Linked DNA regions of Homo sapiens: regions 2 and 3 are each linked to region 1. The links are chromatin contacts, found by Hi-C in ENCODE. All regions are on one chromosome and are shown on one strand. Each heading gives the region's core, a stretch centred on a gene start or an enhancer-like site at or near the end of the contact. The rest is flanking DNA. Distances are from core to core; before and after follow the strand shown. Region 1 holds the start of PIERCE2 (piercer of microtubule wall 2). Region 2 holds the start of ARPP19 (cAMP regulated phosphoprotein 19). Region 3 holds the start of POLR2M (RNA polymerase II subunit M).

Region 1 (3,743 bases), core at 1,244-3,743:
TCAGATCTTGCTGTTTATTCTTTTTGAAACTGCTTATTAATTTGCTTTAAATATTAACAACACAGATACTGGATAATAGTAAATCATAAGAATTTTAAAATTTTGATGGTATCTCAACTGATCAGCTTTTCTTAAATTTTCTAGGTTTCCTCAGCACAGGGGAAAGCTTTATAGGTGGAAGGTGGAGGCCCTGTGACTTGCGCAGAAAAGTACCACTGTAATTTACTTTTATGGGCACCTAAGCAGGTTGCCCAGGGCAACTTGTAGATTTTGTTGTTGTTGTTGTTAATACTATCTCCTTCAGTCACTGAGAACTCTTTTTTATTTTTTTATTTTTTGAGATGGAGTTTTGCTCTTGTTGCCTAGGCTGGAGTGCAGTGGCGTGATCTTGGCTCACTGCAACCTCCGCCTCCCGGATTCAAGCGATTCTCTTGCCTCAGCCACCCGAGTAGCTGGGATTATAGGCATGCGTCACCACGCCCGGCTAATTTTGTGTTTTTAGTAGAGATAGTGTTTCTCCATGTTGGTCAGGCTGGTCTCGAACTCTTGAACTCAGGCGATTCGCCTGCCTCGGCCTCCCAGAGTACTGGGCCTTAAATGCTGGAATTATAGGCATGAGCCACCGCGCCCAGCTGAGAACTCTTCTTGTTATCAAATGACCCTCTTTACTACTGGTTCTAGAATTTCGTTCAGCTTTGGCTCAAAACATAATGCAGAAAACGAAATCTAGTAAAAACAGAAGACAAATTAGCTGATAAACTTTGTTGGCATAATTAGTACCATAAAATCTGGAAAAGCTAAATCTTAAATTAAAAATTTTTTAGATTTCCAGGATAATTCACAAATGTTTATAGATTCAGAAACAAAAGGTCCATTGCTTTATACTTTACATCATAGACAACCACTGCAGTTTTCTAATATGGGTTTCACCTTCTTCAAACCTGATATTCTTAAAATGTGGAGTTCAAACTGACTATAGTTAAGAACGAAACAAATAGCCAATACAAAGAATAATAAAAGGATGAGTTCAAATTATCTGCCACATGTCATCAACTTTTATTAAATGATAAAAAGGTTAATTAAAATTGTAAATGATTTTTCAGAAGAAATTACATCTTAAAATTGGCCTGTGAAAGTGGCTTGAAAGGTATAAAAATCTACCAGTAGCTGGTATTAGCTTTCTTAGTAATTTAATTTTCAGTTAGAGAAAGCCAGACCACTTTGACCTTTCGAAGTCCTTTGGTATAGATACATATACATTTAAAAAGATAAATGAAAACAAGCCATTGATTAATAATGCCCATCGCAGAAGCTGTAATTATAAAATTAAGATTTTTTGATGTCACTGTTGATGTTGAATATAGTTAATAGAAAAGCAAAAATAAAAAATAAAAAAGGTCTAATTTTGAGGCACTCTTTTGTCTCTGCTCAGGTCCACCGTCTTCCTTGCTAATGTTTACGTTTATTATTAATTTTTCCATTTATTTATTTACTTTTACCACAATTAGGGGACAGAGAATGAAACCTAAACTTTTTATTGCTTCTGTAAAGAGTGAATATAAATGTAAGATTTTTTTTTTTTGAGACGGAGTTTTGCTCTTGTTGCCCAGGCTGCAGTTCAGTGGCGCAATCTCGGCTCACTGCAACCTCTGCCTCCCAGGTTCAAGCAATTCTGCTGTCTCAGCCTCCCAAGTAGCTGGGATTACAGGCCCGCGCCACCTCTCCTGGCTAATTTTTTGTATTTAGTAGAGACGGAGTTTCACCATGTAGGTCAGGCTGGTCTCGAACTCCTGACCTCAGGTGATCCACCCGCTTCGGCCTCCCAAATTGCTGGGATTACAGGCGTTGAGCCCCGGCGCCCGGCCACCAAATCCTTTTTCAAAACAACTCCCTTCTTTGACACAGTGCAATTTAAATAAGTATACAATTAACAAAGTACGTTTTTCTTGTTCAAAACCATCACTGAACAGTTTGCAACAGTAGGGTATGAATGCATACAATCTCGATGGTCTTTACACCTTCAGAGGCTATTCGGACTTAAGGAAACGTGCATTTACAAGTGTAAATGTAAAAGCTCAGTAGTTGCCTTGTAAAGTGCTTTTCGGGGTTGTGGGGTTGGGGGTGGTAGGAGTAGGTGGTGCCTCAAATTATACTAGCGAATACCAACATTCCCAAACATCTAGCCCTCTGCCTAAACTCACCCGGTTGCGGTCTGTCATTTTCGCTCTTCTTTGTTAATTTTTTCGGCAAAGTCAGTTTTCATGCAGCAGATGGCAAGAAAGCCGGTGAACGCCTAGGGACGTGGCCTTTTAACCGCACCCAATTAAAGCAGCAAACAGAAGATGAATAGCTGGGTGGATCAGTATGTGTAAACCTATCCGTTTAATCCGGGGAGCTGTTTTCCCGGGTGAAACCACGAATTCTTTCTGGAGGTTGCAACTCGTAACCATAGCAACTGGAAGTGGTCGCCGGCTCCCGGATGTTGTGGGGATCTGCGGCCGCCTGGCCCAGCTTCCCGCAGCCGCCCGGCGGCGGCCTGCGCTCCACTTCGGGAGTGGTAGTTCTTCTCTTCACCGCTGCCGGGCAGGAGGCGCAGGCGGGACTACGCGTCACGGCATGCACTGCGGCGCCCAGCCGGTCACCGCCTGCCGGCTGCAGACGCCTGCGAGCAGGTTGTTTTTATAAGAGGCGTCATTGGCGCCCGAGCTGTGACCGCCGCCACTGGGGCAGCCAGCACAATCGGGCGGAGGTGGCGCTGCCCCTTCAGGTACTGTACTAGGCGGGCTTAGACCCCGGGAGGGGGTTTGTGCCGACTGTCTGAGTCCCTGGCCGACACGCTCGGCTCAGTAGAGGAGCAGTGGCGGGGTCCGCCTCCTAGGCTGGGGCTGCTCGGGCGGGGACTTGACGCCTGGTGTCAGCGGCCGCACGGGCGACCTCCTCGGGCCGTGCGCGAGTGCACAGCTCCGGAGGCCCGAGCCGACCCTGGGGCGTCCGGTCCGGTGGTCTTGCAGCCTCCAAACCCCGAGTGCTATACCGAACTGCGCGCCAAGGGTGGGAGAGCTGACGGCCTGGGCCACCCTTCTTCCTTCACTGGGCAGGCTTTGAGGTGCTTGTCGGTCTGGACTGATGAAAATCCATATGGTAAGATGTTATGTGCGTCACCCTGCCGGGTTTAATGCCAGCCTGTCTTTTGATGACATTTGAGCCCCCGTGATGTCAGGAATAGAAAGATTAAATATTAAATAATGCCCGGAGACTTCCGCTAGCACGCCAGCCTGATGATGATCAAATACCTCTCCATATCCTTCTCCAGTTCCAGTGGCCTCCTTTAGCTTTGGTCTCCCTAATCGATTTGTCCTCATTAGCAGCTGTCCCATGCAGTGCCTTGTACGCGTTGTTTATGTTTAGCACTATTGGGAGCGCCAAGTAAGGTATTTTATTGAGTGGTGAAGTTTGCACTGTTCTGCTCTACTTTTATTGAAAAACACAGTTGGGCATTCTTGTAGTTAGAATAGCTAACTATATAGTACTATGAATTTTAGATTTGTCTCCTCCAATCTACAGGATAGTGCTTGAAATATCGCTATTACTGCATCGTATCTTTTAAGATTAGAATCATATTGGGTCCCACACGTCTCAGGGGATATTTATCACACACATCCAGTGTGAATGGTTTACTTTTATTTTCTGAGTTCAGGTCATATAGCAGAAGATGGAGATGGTGAGGGTATTATTTTAATTCA
Region 2 (3,743 bases), core at 322-2,821, 2.8 Mb after region 1:
AAAGAAAAAAAAGTTTTTTTTCTTTTTGTAGAGACAGAGATTTGCCATGTTGGCCAGGCTGGTCTTGAACTCCTGAGCTCGAGCGATTTGCCCGCCTTGGCCTCCCAAAGTGCTGGGATTACGAGTGAGCCACTGTGCCCAGCCACAGCCAATTTTCTTGAGGCTGAGTTTCATCATTAAGTGTATGTCTATCAGATTTTAACTCAAGTTCACAAATACATTGATATAGGACATATACTAGAACGTCAGTCAATTTATTAATAAAAATACAACTGTTAAATGCTTCAGTGGCCTAACTACTGCACTCTTCTTTCTCTCTGCAGTTCTGCTTAAGGGAAAGGCAAATTTTCAGTATGTTACTTTGTGAGTATAGAAGGAGAACAAATATGTCGTGGATCTTACAGTTTCTCAGCTAGCCCAGCGTGAGACATTCTTAAGGGATATCTTTGTCAAACAGTTGGCCTGTTGAACCCTTTTATTTTCAATACTTCCTTGGCTGACAAATGCCTTCCTTCGTTTCTCCAAAAGGAGTGCAATATTAACTCTTTTTGTTTTTCTAGTTGCAATTCCAGTGCAATTCTTCCTGTCTGAGATTCTACATCCTGGTTGAGTTTCGATGGTTTCCAAATTCCTTATCCAGGCATTTAGGGTCTTTCAATTGTTCCCCTGCCCCCAGAAATGCATTCATTTTCTGTGGCTTTTTACTAGTTTAACTTTTAGAGGGCAATCTTATTTCCAAGTTTCTGAGGGACACTTTGTTGGAACCAACAAACATTGCGAGTAACTATTCAGATATCAAGTAGAATGAGGATTCAGTAAGAAGCCGCAGGACTTGGCAAATAAAAAGGTCATTGGGGGAGCTCAATGCTAGCAGTTTCGGTAAGCTTGTGGGAGTGGACCCCCTGGGAGTGGACAAATGAATCTGAATTCCTTCGTTAGATATCTAGGAAGTGCTGGACCCTCAGAGTAAAATATAAGTAATTACAGACGAGATCCCTGCCCTGGTGCGGCTTATCTGAGAAGGAAAGGTGACCTAAAGTCACGACAATTGTGTAATGATACAGTTCATGTTGTTGAGGAACTGTACAGGGCTGTGACAGCCTTTAAGAGGTGGCTCTGGCCTAGTGTAGAGGTTTAGGAAGGAAAGGTTCTGAGGCAGAGACGTAGGACTGGAGATGTGAAGGCGTGGCAGAGTGGAGCAAGACTTTTGGCGTGCCCAAAAGACAGCCTGTGTGGCTACAGAGCGGAGAGCGAGGAGAACAGAACTAGGCGAGGATGGGTAAGTGGAAAGAGTAAAATAAAGCTCCTAGAACGAGGGGACCAGAGTGGACAGGAAAGGGCGGGGAGGGGCGGTTCCACTTAGAAACTACAATTCCCAGGAAGCACTCGGCAGCCACAAACGGATGTGAGGTGAGGCAGGAGCGGCGACCTTTGAAGGAAAAAAGGAAGTGTTTGGACGACAGCGAGCGGGAGAAGCGGGGTCAAGTAGGTAGGGGTGCGGTGCGGGAGGGGCAGGCGGGCTCCGGCGTGCGAGGGCCTTGGCCAGCGGAGCGTTTCGCGGCTCCGTGTCGTCATAAGGCGGCGGCCATTTTCGCGGGCGGAGGCGGCCCGGCGGGCCCTGGGAGAGCTGGGACGGGCGGCGGCCGGGTGGCCTCGGCCACCCGCTAATTGCATCTTTTCCCGGCGTCTCGTCTGCAGAGGGAGCACTATGTCTGCGGAAGTCCCCGAGGCAGCCTCCGCGGAGGAGCAGAAGGTGAGCGCGCGGGGCGTGAGCCCTGGGCCCTGCCCAAGGCCGGGTCTGGCGGGCGGCCTGCTCCCGCCAGGCGGAGGGCCGCGCCCGAGATGCGGGGCCGAGGCGCATGAGGCCGAGGCTCCTGCGCCCCACCTTTGGCTTCCCGCCGTCGCTGGCTGGTGCGCCGACGAATTGGGAGTTCCAACGTGCCCCGCGTTTACTCCGAATCGTGCCTTTTGTAACACCTCCGTGGGTCGCGGTGTTCCTCAGTCACTTATATTTACGCGAGAGCCCAGGACGCAGGCTTTGGGCGTAGAGCCTAAGTTTTTCTGTAAGCCTCAATTTGGTTAGGAAGTTTTATTTTTTCCTTTGAAGAACTCTCCAACTACTTGTATTGTGAGCGTGCGGTTCACTCCAAAAGCAGTGCCTCGTGTGCGGGCCGCGATGTGGGCCAGGATTGGCATTTCAGGGCCAACCCTTGTAACCATGGTCAGTGAGTAAAGTCCGGCCTTCAGTGTCTTCACCTGTAAAGGCCGAATACTGGTGCTTGCCTCCCACGGCGGGGTGAGGCCTAGAGGAGGTGAGTCAGGTGTAGTGTGCAGCGCAGTCTGTGCTCAAAAAGGTTTCAGTCGATGGGACTCAAATATGGTACTTGACTAAAAATCGAAAGGGTGGAATTTTAAAATTTTACTCACGAAATTAATCAGGGTTTTATTGGAAACAGGAATATTTTGTAAACGCCCTTGTGTCTTCCTGATGTAGGGGAATAGGCCGGGAGTGTCACTGTGGTTCAAATTATGAATATCAAGCCTTTGTATTTATCTAGGCTGGTGTTTGTCTCTCCCACTGTAATTATTTCCACCGCCCTGCCCTCCTAGGCAGGTGTGACTGGCCGAGAAGTGAGAAAGGGCCGAGGTATCTTGTCTCCTAAATTGTTTATCAACAATTTTTCTTACAAATCAGGTTGTGTTGCCGTTAAATACGATTTTGGTCTACTGCTTGACCTTCGTGCGGGTTTCTGCTTAATGTTGCACTTATGTCCTAATTAAGTTGGGAATTGGATTAGTGTTCTAAGCCCATTCCATATGTTCTTAAAACCGTGTTAACTTTTCTTAAGTTGGGTGCTTCTGTTAGGATGTTAAAGTAATTGAAAAACAAGAAAACATATAGCATAGGTAAAAGTCCAAGTTACCACATTATTTGAGAATATCCCGTGAAAATAGATATATTTACGCATTACCAAAAAAATGGATTTTGGGGGCAAAAATACAAATATTAAAGTTTGCAATCTTAACAGTATTATTAAGTATCACCTGCTTATTGTAAAATGCGTATTGTGTTCATTATTGCTTGAAATTTAGGAGCCCCCAAAAATAACAAGTCCCTGTCTGTGGTGGTTTGCCTTAAACACTTACATCAAACTTAGCATTAACTTCTGGTGCACAGTAGTGTGCTATGTAATTTTCTTTGATAAGTTCTGTTAGTATGTTGCCAAAGTATGCAGTATTGACTTCTAGAGTGTAAATACTTTTACTTGGAAAAGCCTAATGTATCTTTTAACAATATTAAGGATAGCTTGAACGTTTTCTCTTATTGATTGTCTACATTAAACATTTAAGGTGCTTTGGTTTTAGCTGCTGTCATTAAAATCAACCAAAGTGTGTTAGGAATATAATGTTCCTTCTTAAATTGAGGATTGGCTGTAAATGCTAAGTGCCTGTGGCGTGGATGGTGTCCCTAACCATGAAGAAAATGTGCACAGTCACTTCTGTGTTCCTGTGGGCCAAATCACCTGTTTCTTCTATTTGGAAGATCAGTTCGATGACCTAAAAAATTAAGTTATTGTCTGTGTACCCAATTGACCTTCCACTTAAAGCCAAAGTATTCAGCTAAAAATACCTTTATAGTTTACTGGTAGGTTGCCTGTTGCCGCTAAAGAATTAAGGTAGATAGCTGGGCCTTGCATGGAGTAAAAGCTAAGTCACTTTCTCTATCTTGAGTGGTGTGTGCA
Region 3 (3,743 bases), core at 323-2,822, 2.3 Mb before region 1:
TGGAGTTTTCCAGAGGCTACATGGCATGTGATGACATCATTGTTCTAGAATAGAATGTGTGCTTGTGTATGCTTATGTTTTAAAGACTTCAGACGTATTTCTGATAAGTAAATACATTTCGCTAGATACAACACATAAAATAGCTCTTTGGGATGTCAATAATTCTTAAAGTATAACGGAGTCCTGAGACCAAAAAGTTAATTCACTGCTATACATTCAAAACCTATTCTCACAAGGTCAAAACACATGTCTTGATCCCAACCAATTATTTATTTGTCCCTTTTGCTGGATGACAGAGTTCCTTTTCTGATTCCCTTTTCTTTAACTATACAATAAATGGAAAGAAAAAATTACACCTTAAGTCCTCTGTTCTTTTTGACACTACATTCATCCCCACAATTTCAACTATTAACAACACTCTACAGCTGAAATTCCTGTTTTCTGTATTTTTCCAGGGTTCTCTCTTTCTTGAGCCTCATGACTACTTCTCCAGCTTTTAAGTGTTTGGTTTTCGATTAACCAAATGTCTGTCCTGCTCTCCTCTCAACTCTGCACACCCTAAGTAAAATCAACCTTGGATCTATTCCTCTCCCTGAATTTTCCTATTTTTGCTAGTGGTCTTCCATATAGATTGGAAACTTCAGCCATCTCTGTCAACTGCATTTAAATTAGTCCATGCTTAAAAGTTCTCCCAATCCCTTCCTAGCTCACTTTCTTACAAGTGTCTCGTGGGAAGTCTCTCTGAAAATATCCTTCTACTGTCTTCTGCTTTTTATTCCTTCAAACCATCTTTTGCAACAAGCTGCTGAACAAAGCTGCCTAAAAAACAAAATCACTTTTATTACGTGGCTCCCTTGCTAAAATCCGTTCAACCAGCCAGCTGAATGAGGGTCGAACTTTCCCGGCCTAATAAACCCCTCTTCATATCCCACTCTTCCCATTTCCTACGGTTCCTGTAAGCTTAGAATCCAGAGATGAAGCTGACAATCTGTTATGGGTTAGGGGTGCGGGCGACAAAAGGGTTTAGAAAGCAGACTCATGGAACCACCACAGTCCCCGGGTAAATAAAACCGACCAGGGGCTACTAACTCCCTGCAACGCCAGGTAGCCGTTCAATCCGAGCTATCCTCGCAGGCATACGTGCCTGGCCAGGAAGAGGCACGGCTCTGCCGCAGCAAGCCCTCCGTCCACTCGCCCGTAGGACTGAAGCGAATGTGACTGAGTCAAAGTCACCTTCCAGGGAAGGGAACAGAGTGCGGGAGGGGAGGGGAGCGCCCAGGGAGCTCGAGCTGAAGGAGCCTGGCGGAGACTCCGCGGGACCCCAGCTTACTCGTTGCGCAAAAGTCTCTCCTGGCGCTTCAACATTTCCCGCAGCTCCACCAAACTCCGCTGCGCCAAGTCCTCGGGAGCTTGGGGCTCGAAGCCGCGGGGCAGCGAGCACATTCTGCGCGGGCTGAGGCTGGCGCGGCGGCGGGCACTCGGCTTCCTCGGCAGGCCCCGCTACTAGCGCCGGATCCGCGGACGGCGGTGACTCCGGGGCACGAGCGGGAGTCGCCATTTTCCCGGAAGAACGGGGTCTTCTTCGAGCCGAATCGAGCTTTATTGAAATTCCGGAAACAAACACGGACTGGGAGAAGGGGGCGTCCGCAGGAGCGTTAAAGGGCGGAAGTTACGTCGGATGACGCCGGCTCCTTGGCTTGGCGCCCTTTCCCCTTGTGTGAGCATTCATGCGGTCATCAGCTGTTCGTCGGTTTATACAAAAAGTATTCAGCGCCAGCGTGACCTCACCAAGCACTATGTGTCAGTCAACAAATAGCAACGTCCTGTGTTATACTTGGGGTTTACAGAGTTGGCGGGGGGATGGGGGGAGGGAGAATCAAATTATGATATAATAGTAACGTTGGGATGGGCACCTGGGAAGATATCTCTGAGAAGTGGTTCAAGTCGAAACTTGAAAGATGAGCTGGCCATTAATAAGGTGGGAGAGAGTGCGGGACAGGATTTGGGAGACTCTGGCCTGTGCGTGGTGCCTCCGGCCTGTGCGTGGTGCCTCCTAGCTCAGCTTAGGGACGTCCTGAAATTGTTAAAGTTGGAAGGTTCCTCAGAATCAGCGATTTTTCTTGGGGCTCAATGCATTTGGAGAAGGACTTCATTTGTAGCACCGCCTCAAGCATTGTTAAGACATTTGGTGTTTCTGGCTTCTGCCTGCTAGGTGCTATGGCACTCCCAAGTCATTGCAACAATCCAAAATGTCTCCTCCAACATACATTTCCAAAGGCCCACAAGAGGTGATGAGGGAGTGGGAGCAGCTGTACAAACTCGTTGAGGACCTTTTCGAATTTTCTACTTTGCCTATAGAAAAACAGAGGCATGAAAACTGAAATAAATATTCCCAGGGCACAAAACCAGTAAGTGACAGCACCAGATTTCAAACTCAAAAGCCCAGCCCCTTTTCCAACACACCAATTTGAAAATCCCCTTCTTCACTTTAGGCCTATTTCCAAATGTGTAAAACTGTTGAAAAGACTTCCCTCCGCCCCCCCCCACCCCCGCCACCTCCCCAGCTGTTGAGAAGAAGGCAGCTTAATAGGTATTGGACACAGCTTTTACCTTCTCGTTATAGTTCAGCTACCAGAGGTGCATCCCAGTGGAAAGAGTAGGAAGACATGCAGTCACAGCAGATGTCACTTGGGAGGTTTGAACACCCCCATAACCCACCGCCCTCCCCCGATTTTTTGATATAGGAAATTGAAGTTGTCTCAATCCTGTGTAAGATGCTATATAAACACAAGCAGCTCTGTCCTAAAGAGACAGAAGATCTAGGTAAACTCCAAAGCTATTCCAGGGAGCACAATTGCAACCATTTATCTATCCCCCCAATCTGGTCCATTCTGATCAGATTCATTAATATATCAAAATAAGTTTTCTCTGTATAAGACTTGCTTTCAAGGACGTTAATAACGTGCTGCAGCATTGGCTGAATGAGAAATAGGTAAGGTCCTCGAGTCAGGTGGTTGTCTGTGGTACTGACAAAAAAAAAAAAAAAAGACTCCGTAAAATGTTGAAGAGATGTATTCTGTGCCAAATATGAGTGACCATGGCCCGTGACACAGCCCTCAGGAGATCCTGAGAACACGTGCCTAAGGTGGTTGGTGCACAGCTTGGTTTTATACATTTTAGGGAGACATGAGACATCAATCAAATACATTTAAGATAAACATTGGCTTAATCCACAAAGGTGGGACAACTCAAAGCAGAGCGGGTGTGGGGCAAGATGGGCTCCCAAGTTATAGGTAAATTTAAGTTTTTTTCTGATTGGTAATTGATTTAAAGGAATGTCTAGGTTAGCATAAGAACTTGTGGAGACCGAAATTTTATCATGCAGATGAAGCCTCCAGTTAGCAGGCTTCAGAGAAAGTAAGTTGTGTTTCTTATCAGACTCAAGGTATATGTGTTGATATTAAATGCTGTGTAGCTTTTCCTGGATTCTAAAAGAAAGAAGGGCATAATGAGGCATGTCTGACCTCAGCTTCCCATCATGGCCTAAGCCAGTCTTTTAGGTTAAATTTGGAGGACCCTGGACTACAGGAGGAAGTCCATTCAGACGGTTGAGGGCGGACCTTCAAATTTTATTTTTGGTTTACAGTGATAAGCACCCCGCAAGCCTCCCTCACCCCACCCCTGGACCCCAGCTGGAGGCCTTTATTTCTCCCACAGTAGTGAACTCCCCATGTGCTGATTGT

The links. Hi-C counts contacts between places; a loop is a spot of excess contacts on that map. Pooled maps may share reads with other maps.
Region 2: a loop to region 1 is called in a map of natural killer cell, with 17 times the contacts of the local background. The contact joins the promoter of ARPP19 here to the promoter of PIERCE2 in region 1. A Hi-C loop is called at or near these places in 1 of 168 maps with a recorded cell type or tissue (natural killer cell), 2 of 37 single-sample maps with no recorded cell type and 7 of 50 pooled maps.
Region 3: a map of CD8-positive, alpha-beta T cell shows a loop between it and region 1 (11-fold over the local background). The contact joins the promoter of POLR2M here to the promoter of PIERCE2 in region 1. A Hi-C loop is called at or near these places in 2 of 168 maps with a recorded cell type or tissue (CD8-positive, alpha-beta T cell and naive thymus-derived CD4-positive, alpha-beta T cell) and 9 of 50 pooled maps.

Annotation. Positions count from the first base shown.
Region 1 is chr15:55,407,245-55,410,987 of GRCh38, reverse strand. PIERCE2 (piercer of microtubule wall 2) reads right to left here and starts at 2,493. Exons shown (of 2, transcript NM_001198784.2): 1 at 2,202-2,493. The coding sequence starts at 2,219. CCPG1 (cell cycle progression 1) reads left to right here and starts at 2,629. Exons shown (of 9, transcript NM_001204450.2): 1 at 2,629-2,767. All of the region lies in intron 8 of DNAAF4-CCPG1 (DNAAF4-CCPG1 readthrough (NMD candidate)), which reads left to right. RefSeq lists enhancers at 2,250-2,449, 2,500-2,769, 3,130-3,409.
Region 2 is chr15:52,566,858-52,570,600 of GRCh38, reverse strand. ARPP19 (cAMP regulated phosphoprotein 19) reads left to right here and starts at 1,571. Exons shown (of 3, transcript NM_006628.6): 1 at 1,571-1,753. The coding sequence starts at 1,709. RefSeq lists enhancers at 1,042-1,171, 1,225-1,971, 1,972-2,720 and silencers at 1,642-1,701, 1,772-1,871.
Region 3 is chr15:57,704,543-57,708,285 of GRCh38, reverse strand. It overlaps POLR2M (RNA polymerase II subunit M), which reads right to left and starts at 1,572. Exons shown (of 4, transcript NM_015532.5): 1 at 1,331-1,572. The coding sequence starts at 1,443. GCOM1 (GCOM1, MYZAP-POLR2M combined locus) reads right to left here. Exons shown (of 17, transcript NR_104371.3): 14 at 1,914-2,352. RefSeq lists a silencer at 1,088-1,137 and an enhancer at 1,458-1,677.